2 separate regions of the Mus musculus genome follow, and region 1 is linked to region 2. A link is a contact called in ENCODE Hi-C or POLR2A ChIA-PET data. All regions are on one chromosome and are shown on one strand. The core of a region is the stretch at or near the end of the contact, and the rest is flanking DNA. Distances in the headings are between cores, read along the strand shown. Region 1 holds the start of Atox1 (antioxidant 1 copper chaperone). Region 2 overlaps Tnip1 (TNFAIP3 interacting protein 1).

The links. A loop is a pair of places that touch in the nucleus more often than their neighbours do. ChIA-PET counts read pairs that join two places held with the same protein, here RNA polymerase II (POLR2A).
Region 1: a loop to region 2 is called in a map of T-helper 1 cell, with 4 times the contacts of the local background. The contact joins the promoter of Atox1 here to the enhancer-like site in region 2. A Hi-C loop is called at or near these places in 1 of 37 maps with a recorded cell type or tissue (T-helper 1 cell). POLR2A ChIA-PET finds 5 or more read pairs at or near these places in 1 of 5 experiments (embryonic stem cell).

The regions. Positions count from the first base shown.
Region 1 is chr11:55,458,915-55,464,426 of GRCm38, forward strand. Atox1 (antioxidant 1 copper chaperone) reads right to left here and starts at 2,294. Exons shown (of 4, transcript NM_009720.3): 1 at 2,174-2,294. The coding sequence starts at 2,179. It also overlaps the pseudogene Gm12235.
Region 2 is chr11:54,951,423-54,957,199 of GRCm38, forward strand. Tnip1 (TNFAIP3 interacting protein 1) reads right to left here. Exons shown (of 19, transcript NM_001199275.2): 2 at 4,599-4,756. Among named protein-coding and RNA genes, the nearest start is that of Tnip1, 8.6 kb to the right of the region's middle. Within about 2 kb of position 1,353, at least 2 of the 3 ENCODE cell types and tissues checked have a DNase peak (open chromatin) inside an H3K27ac peak, as active enhancers do.

The DNA of each region.
Region 1 (5,512 bases), core at 1,044-3,543, 510 kb after region 2:
CAACACCTAGCACCACAAAACAAAACCATAAGCCAGGTGTGGCAGCTCACTTCTGCAAACCCAACCCTTGAGAAGCTAAGGCAGAAAGATTGCTATGAGTTTAAGAGTCATCCTGGGCTAGGTATTCACTTACAGCCAACCTGGGCTATGGTGATGTTTGGTAACGATAATAACAAAATGAATCCTCATAAGTATAATATATATTGTTATACTACATATTGTTGTATTACTATATTATATATATTAATTACTTCAGAAAGCCAGTAAGTGGTATGATTCTTTTATAGACACTAGAACTGGAAGAGTGAGAATAGAGGGGGAGTAGGAGGGGGAGGAGAAAGAGGAAGAGGAGGACACTATTCCTCTAGAGGACGCTGAGTCTTTGAACACTGGTGTCTTAGAGTCCTGTTTACTAGTATCTGCACATCTCTGATGTGCCCGACTCTCTCACACCTTGTTACACTGTCTCCTTTATGTCTCCTTTAATCGCTACAATGATTCAAAAAGCCAGGAAACTCTACCTTGTGAGAGATCAGAAGGCTGAAGCTCCGGGGTTAAATACTGACCCCAGGAGACACAGCTCATGAGTAGGAAGGCCTAGGCTGGAGAGAGGACACAAGACTTGAACTTTTAACCAGTGAGACCCATGTTAAATTGGAGTGGAAGCCTGCCTACCCAGTTCTACCCCACTCGACCTACATCAACATAAGAGTCACTACTCCTTGGGGACAGATGGGTCACTAGCTGTGTTAAATATGATGATATAACTCCAGTTAATACCAACCTCAGTCCTGAAAGGTCTGTTTTCAGTCCTGATTTTACAGATGAGGAGACAAAGGCTCAGAGAGGCAGAACAACTTGCCTGAGGCTGCCCAGCTGGCAAGCCAAGGGCAAACTTTCAGGTTTCTGGGTTAAGCTTTGGTCTGCAAACTATCTTGGGTAAGACTTACTTCCCTGGCTAGATTGGAGGTAGCACTTGACCAATACCTCCCTGCACTTAGCAATTTGTCTTGATAAGGTGCCTGTTCATCTCCCATTAAATCCTGTGTCCCCAGAGGCAGACACAGAACAGAGAGGCCCTCAAGCTATTTTTTTCCTTCACTGCTGCCCTCTGAAGAGCAGCCGGGCAGCCTCCACTCTGGAATCCTGAGGTCACCAAGGAGTCTGTCACATGGACTAGCTTGACTGGCAGGATGGACTTTACCAAGTTTTTTTTTTTTTTTTGGTCTGTGCTTTGTGCAGACAGGGTCTGAAGACAATGGGCAGGAACCACAAGAATGACACCTGAGAGGTTTAAGGATTTGTACCAGGAAGAAGCCTCAGGTTCATTCCCAGAAGATAAGCTGCTAAAACACAGAATACTCCTGGGAGACCTCTGGGTTGAGAGGCACTGGGAGGAAAATGCTCTCCACTCCACAACTCTAGACCAGCATCTCCGGAACTCAGTTGAGATTAGAGCTTGCCCCCAAACAAGTACAACTGGTTTTGCCCAGCACTTCCCAGGTGGTCTGGCTCCATCTTGTATCCTACCTACCTAGCTAGCTCCCAACAATAAACGCTTTCCAGCAAGCACTGGGGTTTTTCTTCTCTTCTTGTGTAATGTGCCAAGGCCTCATGTAAGGCCTTCATTTTAAATTAAGCAATGAGACTAGAAGCCGCCATGCAAAGGAGTGGGGTGATTTCAAAGGCAAGATAAGCGCTGCTCTCGGCTCCTTAAACTCTGCTCTGAGCTTTGGGATTCCTGGTTGGGGAAGAAAGTACCCTGTCGGCCCAGTGCTGAAGTGGAAGCAGGGCAGTGTGGGCAGGAGAGATGAACAGAGACATGCTTCTCTGGAAAGCCTGCAGGCGGCAGGGTATGCATGTGGAAAGGCCAGGTACCCGCATTCCTATATGGGTTCTCTGCCCTACCTCCCTGCCTCAGTTTCCCCATTATGCAGAAAAGGATGGGGCTGCCTCTCGAAGACTCTCTAGGGCGATCCGGAGGCCTGTGTTCTGCACTACACTGCTCTCTGCAGCTTTCCGGAGGGTCCCGAAGCCGGAGGACCGTGCGGAAGGTAAACTGAGAAACGACTGCAGCTCTGGCCACGGCCTGCGCCCTGACAGCAGCGTCGGGCTCGGAAACAGTGCATCCGGGCTGGAGACAGAAGTTCCCGCGGGTCGAACGGCCACTTACCGGCATGACTGACGCGGCACACACGGGCAGTGGCAGCGGCGACGACGACTGGAACTCCTCTCCCGGACACCAAAGCTGCGCTTCCGGAGAGCGCTCCTGAAAGCCCCGCCCTCAGGCCAACCCATCCTTCGGCCAGGCCCCGCCCTAGGGCTGGGCTCCACTTATGCCCCGCCTCTTCCGGGGCTAGCTTCGTCAAGGCCCGGCCCTTTGAGGAAGGATCTGCTAAATTCCCTGTCCCTTCCGGTCCAGTTAGAGCTAGGTTCCTCCCTTGGGCTGGCCTCCTCTTGCTTACCGTGCCTTTCGATATGAATATTTCACTAGGTCCCGCCTCTCTTTTGGGTTAGGTCACGCCCCTCCGGACGCGGAAAGGCCAGGCTTTTTTGAGGTCAAGCTAAGGCTATCTTGTGGAGGCCAGACCTGCGTTTTCTGCTGGGTCATTTCTGAAACAGGGCTAGGGAATGCAAGGCCAAGGCTCTGGGAATAAAAGATCTGGCATCTCCCTAAAGGGACCATCTCTCTTGCTTACCACTCAACTCAGTCCCTAAACTACAGTGGCCTGACCTAGGGCGCCAGGCCTGTTGACCCGGATACTAACGTGGCTGAGGCAGAAGATTTCTGGGTTCAAGGCTTACTGCGGCTGCAAAGTTCAAGGGCATCCTGGACTTCTTGAGACCCTTTCCTGAAAAAACATATTAAAAAAGAAATCCAAATTTAAGGCACATAGTAGATAAATTCACAACTGTAATCCCAGTGCTTGAAAAGTTGAGGCAGAGCTGGGCCAGGTGGTGGTCATGCCTTCCTTCAATCCTGGCCCTCTGGAGGCAGAGGCAGGTGGATCTCTTAAGTTCAAAGCCAGCCTGGTCTACAGAGCAAGCTCCAGGGCTATGCAAAAAACAAACAAACAAACAAACAAACAAAACAAAACAAAAAACCCATGAGACTGCGTCCTTCCCACCCAATTATGGCAGCCCCAGTAAACCGAGTTACTGCATGGGTAACTGACACCCATGAAGAAGATTGGCTTCCTCAAGAGTGCCAGAAGGACCAACCGACTGGATCTATCTCCTCTACCAGCCATTTGTGTCCTTGAGCTGGAGGCTGAGAGGAGATCCCTAAACTAAGTAGGCAATCTGCCATTTTGTGTGTCAGGATGGGTTCAGTCTGAAACCATGCTATAATTTGAACATAAAAGTTATAAGAAGTTGGCTAACAGGGGAAAGCCTAAGAATCTAAGACTAGCTGGATGGGGTAAGGGTGGCACACATGTGTCTATAAACAAGCATTCCCGGGGCTGGCGAGATGGCTCAGTAATTAAGAGCGCGCCGACTGCTCTTCCAAAGGTCCCGAGTTCAAATCCCAGCAACCACATGGTGGCTCACGACCATCCGTAACGAAATCTGATGCCCTCTTCTGGGGTGTCTGAGGACAGCTACAGTGTACTTACATATAATAAATAAATAAATCTTAAAAAAAAAAAAAACAAGCATTCCCCCTACACTCCAGAGGCTGAGGCAGGGGATTTATGAATTGGAGGCCAGTCTGAGCCTCATGAGAACCTGTCTTAAATAAAATGAACTAAAATAAAATAAATGTAAGAACATAATAGGCTGGGCGATGGTGGTGCACGCCTTGCTCCCAGCACTCGGGAGGCAGAGGCAAGCGGATTTCTGAGTTTGAGGCCAGCCTGGTCTACAGAGTGAGTTCCAGGACAGCTAGGGCTACACAGAGAAACCCTGTCTCAACCCCCCCAAAACAAAAACAAAAACAAACAAACAACAACAAAAAGAATTGGAAGCAGGGGGATTGCTGAAAGTTCAAAGCCAGTCTACACTACAAAACACCATGTCCCAAGCACTAATAACCCTTCACCCTGATACAAAAGTGTGATGGATGTGAGAAGATTCAACTGTCCAGAAGGTTAAGACATAAGTGTCCGAGAAACAGGTCCCCCTGCAGAACGTTCTGGCTGGGAGGCTTCTGGGAAAGCATCTATATCCCCAAAGGGAACTGATACCACTCTCTGCCTCCTTGCTCCAACTCCACATAACTTCTAGAGAACAAGGACCTTCCGTCTAGCTGTCCATGACAGAAATGTCCCAGAGGCTGATGCAAGAGCCACGGAGCTAGTGCTGAGCACTGATGGCCCCAGACTTATTCTGGGGGAAGGGAAGCCATCTTTATTTCATCTCCTGAAGTCAACTTTCTTTACTTGCCCTTGACATGCCTCACTGAGAGTCCTCACCTGATGATGTACAGCTTGCTTCTGGCCTTAATGCACCTAGTGTTGCGATGTCACCACACACAGTTCCCTAAAATTAAAAATAGAACAAATTGGTATGTGAGGAATTGTCTGCCATTTAAAGTTTTGCTAGATTGATTGACTGCCTCTCAGAACAAGGGAAAAGGTTATTCTATCTATCTATCTATCTATCTATCTATCTATCTATCCATCCATCCATCCATCTTCGACATAGGGTTTCTTTTGTATAACTCTGGCTGTTCTGGAATTCAGTCTTTAGACTAGTCTGCCCTGGGGCTCAGAGATCTGCCTGCCTCTGCCTCCTGGGTGATGGGATTAAAGGCGTGAGCCACCACCTCCACCCATGTAAGGTTTTAATTTTAAATTTAAAAAATATTTTTTCCAGGTTCATAATTTCTTGTACAAATTGAGTTTTACATAGTGGATTCACATCAGCTCCTTCAGGCACGGGACTTAACAGATGAGGTCAGACATTTCCAAGTCCATTTCTCTTGCTTTCACAGCTAGAGTTGTTTTAGGCCTTAACTTGAAGTATAAGACCAACAAAGCAATGCCTCCGTATATGGCCGGGACACAATTTATTCTACCTGTGAGGGTGAAAGAGTTGAAATACTTTTAATACCGGTGAACTGGAATTGGCCATCACTTTCTGGACCAGCCATGACTTTAATCTGCACCCAAATCACAAACTCTGCAGCTGATGTCCTTTGACAAACCCAGCGACCAGCTCGGTGTGACTAGAAGACAAATCTTCCCTGCACGCGACTGACAGGCCACAGGGACTCTTAAAAAATAATTTTTAAAAAATTGTAGGGGCTGGAGAGATGGCTCAGTGGGTAAGAGCACTGGCTGTTCTTCCAGAGGTCCTGAGTTCAAATCCCAGCAACCACATGGTGGCTCACAACCATCCGTAATGGGATCCAATGCCCTCTTCTGGTGTGCCTGAAGACAGCTACAGTGTACTCATATACATAAAATAAATAAACTTTTTAAAAAAGCCATAAAAAATTGTAAATATTATTGTGTGTGTGTTACGCACTGATTAGCCATGGTGGTGTGTGCCTGGAGGTCAGGGGACA
Region 2 (5,777 bases), core at 103-2,602:
TTTTTGAGACAGGGGCTGGCCCTGAACTCAAAACATTAGCAAAGAGTGATCATGAACTTCTGGCTCCCATCACCATCTTCTTAGTGCTGGGATCATAGGTGTTCCCCAACACACCTGACTTAGGTGATACTGGGACTAGAACCCAAGTTCACTCATGGTAGGTAAGCACTCCACTAACTGAGCCATACCCTCCACCCAACATCTGGGACAGAGCAAAGGACCAACACAGAGAGGGCTTGGCACAGAACGCAGGCCAGGAAAGGGTTTGAGGTGAGTTATCCAGAGGCCTGGGAAGTGGGGTTACTTGCCGCCTGGGGCTAAGACTCTAACAGCCTCAGCCATAGCCTCAGCCAGTATGCAGACAGATCTCCCACAATGCTGAGGGGTGACACTGCCATCCCTTAGAGCTGCGTGCAGAACCTACCTGGTCTGCACTAGGAGCTGTCAGTCACAGGGGAGTAGGAGACAGTTCTAGCCTCACAGTTAGCACTGAGACCCACCAGCTCGGCTGCAGCCCAGCCATCTGAGTGTCCAGACAGACATTCCCATGCCTGGGATCTTTGGGGGGTCTTGCCCAGCCCAGTTAACAGCTCCCCAACTAAGCACAACCTTACACACTATCTGCTATGTCCATCCAGCCCCCTAAAAGGCCCAGGCCCTACTCTGTACCTTCCATCTTTCCAGGGCCCCCATCACTTACTTCTGGAAATCCCTCGTTATCAATCAGGTGCTCCTGAAAGACTTTATACCCAAGCCACATCCACGGTGGCTAGCCTGTCCCCTGGCTCCTGATGCTGTCACAAAGAGCTCCCAGCCAGGAGGAGCCCTGGAAGGCAAAAACAAGCTCTGGCATACAGATACAGCCTGACCACCACCCAGCTGAAGGCAGCTGAAACACTTCCTCCTGCGATCCATCCTAGAACTCACGGTTGGAGATCAGGCGGGCCTTGAAGTCAGAGAGATCTGCCTTCCTCTGTCTCCTGAGGGCAGGGAGTAAATGTCTGCATCACCATACTTGGCTCACAAATAAATCTACTTTAGATCATGATAAATGAATGAACAAAGTAGTAACATGACAGAAAGTGAGAGGGCTGTGTGTTTTGCATAGGAAGAGCAGGGAAGGCCCCCTCTCAGGAGGTGACATTTGAGCTGAGACTTGACAGATAAGGAAAAAGCAGCCATGGGAAGGGCTAGAAACTGGTCAGGGCATTTGGGATGGCAGGCATAAGGGCTCAGTGTGAGAACAGGCTGAGAACACACACGGCTGGGAAAAAGCAGGTAGCAGGGCCTGCCAAATCACAGTGGGCACAGAAGGGAGCCAGCACCCAGGGGAGGGAGGCATACAAATAACCTTTCAGAGCACCACCATACTCAAACCAGGTCCGTCTGACCCAGCCGGGACATCCGGGCCAGAGACACAGTACTGGGGGTGAAGGAATGAGTCAGACCCATGGCTTCCTGGGGCCCCAAGGGAGCTGCTACGGGCATCCAGGGACAGGCACCCACACCCACAGGTCACCCACGTGGAGGGGACAACATGACCAGATATATAAAAATACTGAATGCTCCCATCTGTTGCTCCCAGAGGGTAAAGATTAAATGTGTCCACAGAGGACTAATACCTAACTAATTTCCCAGGACACAGTCATGACGACAGTCTAAGCCAGCAGCAGAACATAGCCCTTGGGACTAGGGGTGTACTTTACTTGGTACAGGGCTTGCCTAGCATAAATGAAGCTCTGGGTTCAACCCCACAGTACCCTATAAACCAGGCATAGTGGTGCATGCCTCTAATGCCAGCACTCAAACTGATGCAGGAGGATCAGAAGTTTTGAAGGCCAGCCTGGGCTATAAAGAACCCTATTACAAAATAAAACAAAATAACAATTTAGAACTGGCCAGATAGCTCAGAGAGTAGAGGTGTTTGTCACAGCAACCTGAGTTCAAGTCCAGAAACCAGTATGATAGAAGGAAAAAGACAACTGGTGAAAGTTGTCCTCTGACTTCCACTTGGGTATGGATACCCAGGCACACACTCACCTCCAAGTACAAATGAATACATGTAAAATTGAAATCGGACAGAGGGTCCAGCTAAAATATGAGACACTATCAGGTCAGAAAGAATAAATGACATCAGGCATGGTGGAACACCCCTGTAGTGCCAGTAGGCACAGAGAGCTGCAGGGTTAAGGTCAGCCTGGACTAAGAAACTCTCTCTCAAAATAAATAAATAAATAAATAAATAAATACGCAAAAGAGTAAATAATTTCTGAATGTAAAAACTACACATTTAAAAAACTTTTCAGGCCAGGCAGTGGTGGCGCACACCTTTAATCCCAGCACTTGGAAGGGAGACAGAGGCAGGTGGATTTCTGAGTTCCAGGCCAGCCTGGTTTACAAAGTGAGTTTCAGGACAGTCAGGGCTACACAGAGAAACCCTGTCTCAAAAAACCAAACAAACAAACAAAATTTATGGTTAGGAGTCACCACAACATGAAGACCAGCATTAAAGGTCAGAAGCCAACTTCTCAGTGTAAGGTTACTAGAATTACCATTATGCGTTAGTTTTACAGGCCATTTACTAGATACAAAGGAACGCTGAGCCTGCTTAGCTAGTGTGAATATTCCACTCTCCCAACACAATGTCCTCCCTCAAGGACCAAAAAACAATTCTGTGAGTCCTCCGACAGTCCACTCACAAGTGTGAATTCCCCTCTACCACACCCCTCATTGTTGGCACTGTGAGTAAGAGCTGATCAAATCCCACTCTGACTGACTGTGAAATCAAAATGAGGCATCGGGAATTCACACGGTTCCCACACTGCCATTCAACAAGGGGGTGGGGACGGCTGCTGCAGAGACTTTTGCTTCATCCACAAAAGTCCCTCCCTCCCCTTTACCAAAACAGTTCCTCAGAGACAGCACCAAATTCCCACCCACTGCCGGGTACAAGATGAATACAGGCACAGCACAACCCACTTCCACACACGTGATCTCACACAGAAACATAGAACGGTCCCACGGTGCACGGCTGTTAAACACAGCCCAAAGTAGAAAAAAGAATCACTCCTAAATTATTCCCAGAAACTCACTGTATCTACCCAGCACCTGTGTGCACTAAAGCCCCTTACAAAACAAGCTTAATGGGGATGGAACAGGGGGCTTTGCAGCCAACAACCAGGTTGGAATCCTGACTTTGCAATTCACTAGTTGTGTGATTCCAATCTGCAAGTTGCTTGGTGTTGCTTTAAATGTTATCAAAAACTCTATTAGTTCTTAATTTGACCCGACCAGCCCCCAATAATTAAGACTGAATAATTTAAGATTAAAGAGATCCGAACAGCTCCAGCACAATTACTGGTCGAATTAGCCCCTGATCTATTTTTCTAAAGCTAGACAGGCTAATTCTCAGCTGTACTCAAGTATTTGTTGTTTTGAGTTTCAGCTTATTTCTGCTCTATCAGTCTGTCCTTCAGGGGCATTTTACTTGACACGTGCTCCCGGTCCATCATGTCTAATGGAGACCTCCTGCTTTCTCTTTTCCTCCTCTTTCTCTTTTCGTCTAGGTCCTTACCTGCGACCCCTGAAGGTGCGCCTACCTCTATTTGAACCAGTAATTATCTGTAGCCACTTTTATTCAACCAATAGCTTTAAATTGGAGAGCAAGGTTAACACAAGTCCGGGAAATAACCAGATCTTGGAGTTCAGATTTTAGCATTTGTATACACAGCACCAGACCAATCCCCAATACCTGGGTTTCCTCACTTGGGAGGTGAAGATATAAAGTAACATTCATGGAGAAAGGCTGGCCAGATGGCCAGTAAAGATGCTGGCCACTGAGCCCGAGGACCTGAGTTCGAGTCCATGAACCCACAGGAGGAATCAATCAGGCAAGCTGTCGGCAACCTTATTACTTGCAAACAATAAACAAACATAATTAAAAAAAAAAAAAAAGTAAGCCGGGCGTGATGGCGCACGCCTTTAATCCCAGCACTCGGGAGGCAGAGGCAGGCGGATTTCTGAATTCGAGGCCAGCCTGGTCTACAAAGTGAGTTCCAGGACAGTCAGGGCTATACAGAGAAACCCTGACTCGAAAAACAAAAAAAACAAAAAAACAAAAAAACAAAAAAAAAAAAGTAACGGTCATGCTTAGAATGAATGTCAGAGATGGATTAGATCAGCATTTGGCTACACGCTTTTTACCCTCGCACTCGGGATACTAAAGCAGTAGGGTCTCTGTAAGTTCGAGATCAACCTGCTCTATATAGCGAAGCAGTGTTCCATAGAGAGACCTTGTCTCAAAACAAGACTATTTGGAAATCGACCAATAAGCGTGGGTATGGTGATGATTTTCGTCATTTCGACGGACGTCTGCACACCGCTACCCAAAACTTTGCTCATTGGAGTCAGCAAGCCGGTCCCTACCTAGCGCCGCAGGAGGTGCGCATGCGCGCCTGTCTGGCTCCTCCGGCCGGGAGTCCCCCAAGCCTGGCGATGGCGACAACTCACTGTGCCGCGACTCCAGCTACTAGGCCACGCGCCCCGCGCAGGCCCCGGTCTCCTCCCGTCCGCCCATCCCCCGCAGCGGCCCCGCTCACCCTAGGACGAGAGCTTCGGGGCCGGGGCCAGACTCGCAGAATCTAAGCTCCGGTCGGTACCAGGAAATGCCAGGGCCACGCCACGCCCCTGGGAAAGTCCCCGGAGACCGATGTACGGTCTGTCCAATGGCGTTGCGCGCTGGGCGCCGGGGCGGGGTCTGCGAGGTAAACAGCCGCAGTGGCTCCTCTGGGTGGAGCGACTGAGGGCTCAAACGTAGGGGTCCTCCGGGCAAGGTGAGGACCTCCCAGCGGGACAGCACTAAGCGTCCGCAGCGAAGCAAGCGGCTCTGTTTTAGTTCCCAGCTGCAGGACCTGCTGTCCCAGTACTTCAGAGACAACCCCACACCCGGCCACCCCATCCCACCAGAAAGATTCATACACACACACACACACAAACACACACACACACATGTCTTGCACACATGCACGTTGTGCATGTGCGTGTGTATGAGAGAGACTGACCCTGGCTTACACGAAGTATAGTGGAAAGCATTTAAGAAATCCACCTAGCCCGGCGTGGTGGTGCACGCCTTTAATCCCAGCACTTGGGAGGAAGAGGCAGGCAGATTTCTGAGTTCGAGGCCAGCCTGGTCTACAGGGTGAGTTCCAGGACAGCCAGCGCTATACAGAGAAACCTTGTCTCAAAAAACCAAAAAAAAGAAAAAAGAAATCCACCTAACATTGACTCTGGGTTCCATAGACGTGAACATACATGATTTTGAAAGTTGGAAAGCCTTGACCTTGGAATAAAGGCCAGCTCTTTAAACAGGGAGGACAGTACGTTTTTAGGAGGAAGATTGAAACTTTTCCTTTCAGTGAAATTGTTGAAAACGCTGACAGGTCTTCCATCTTAAGGACTGGCAATGAGGATCTAGGGTACTATTTCATACATGCTCTCATTTTATATAGCGAGACTATCAACTGGGATGTGAATAGGGACATATGTAAGTATATGTCTTCCCCAGGGACCCTCCGTTCAGTGCCACCTGTGTCCCAGTTACCTCAAAGGAGCTGGCAGATTTTCAAAACAACATTCTAGGTCACATTATGGAAAGACGTGTGCATATACCTTAACCCTGATTGGAGGAAGACCAGGCACAGCAAGAGAGGCTGAACAATCACCCTGAGGCGGGCTGCAGGAGGAAGTGGGTCCTTGGTCCCTCCCATCAACTCGCCAAA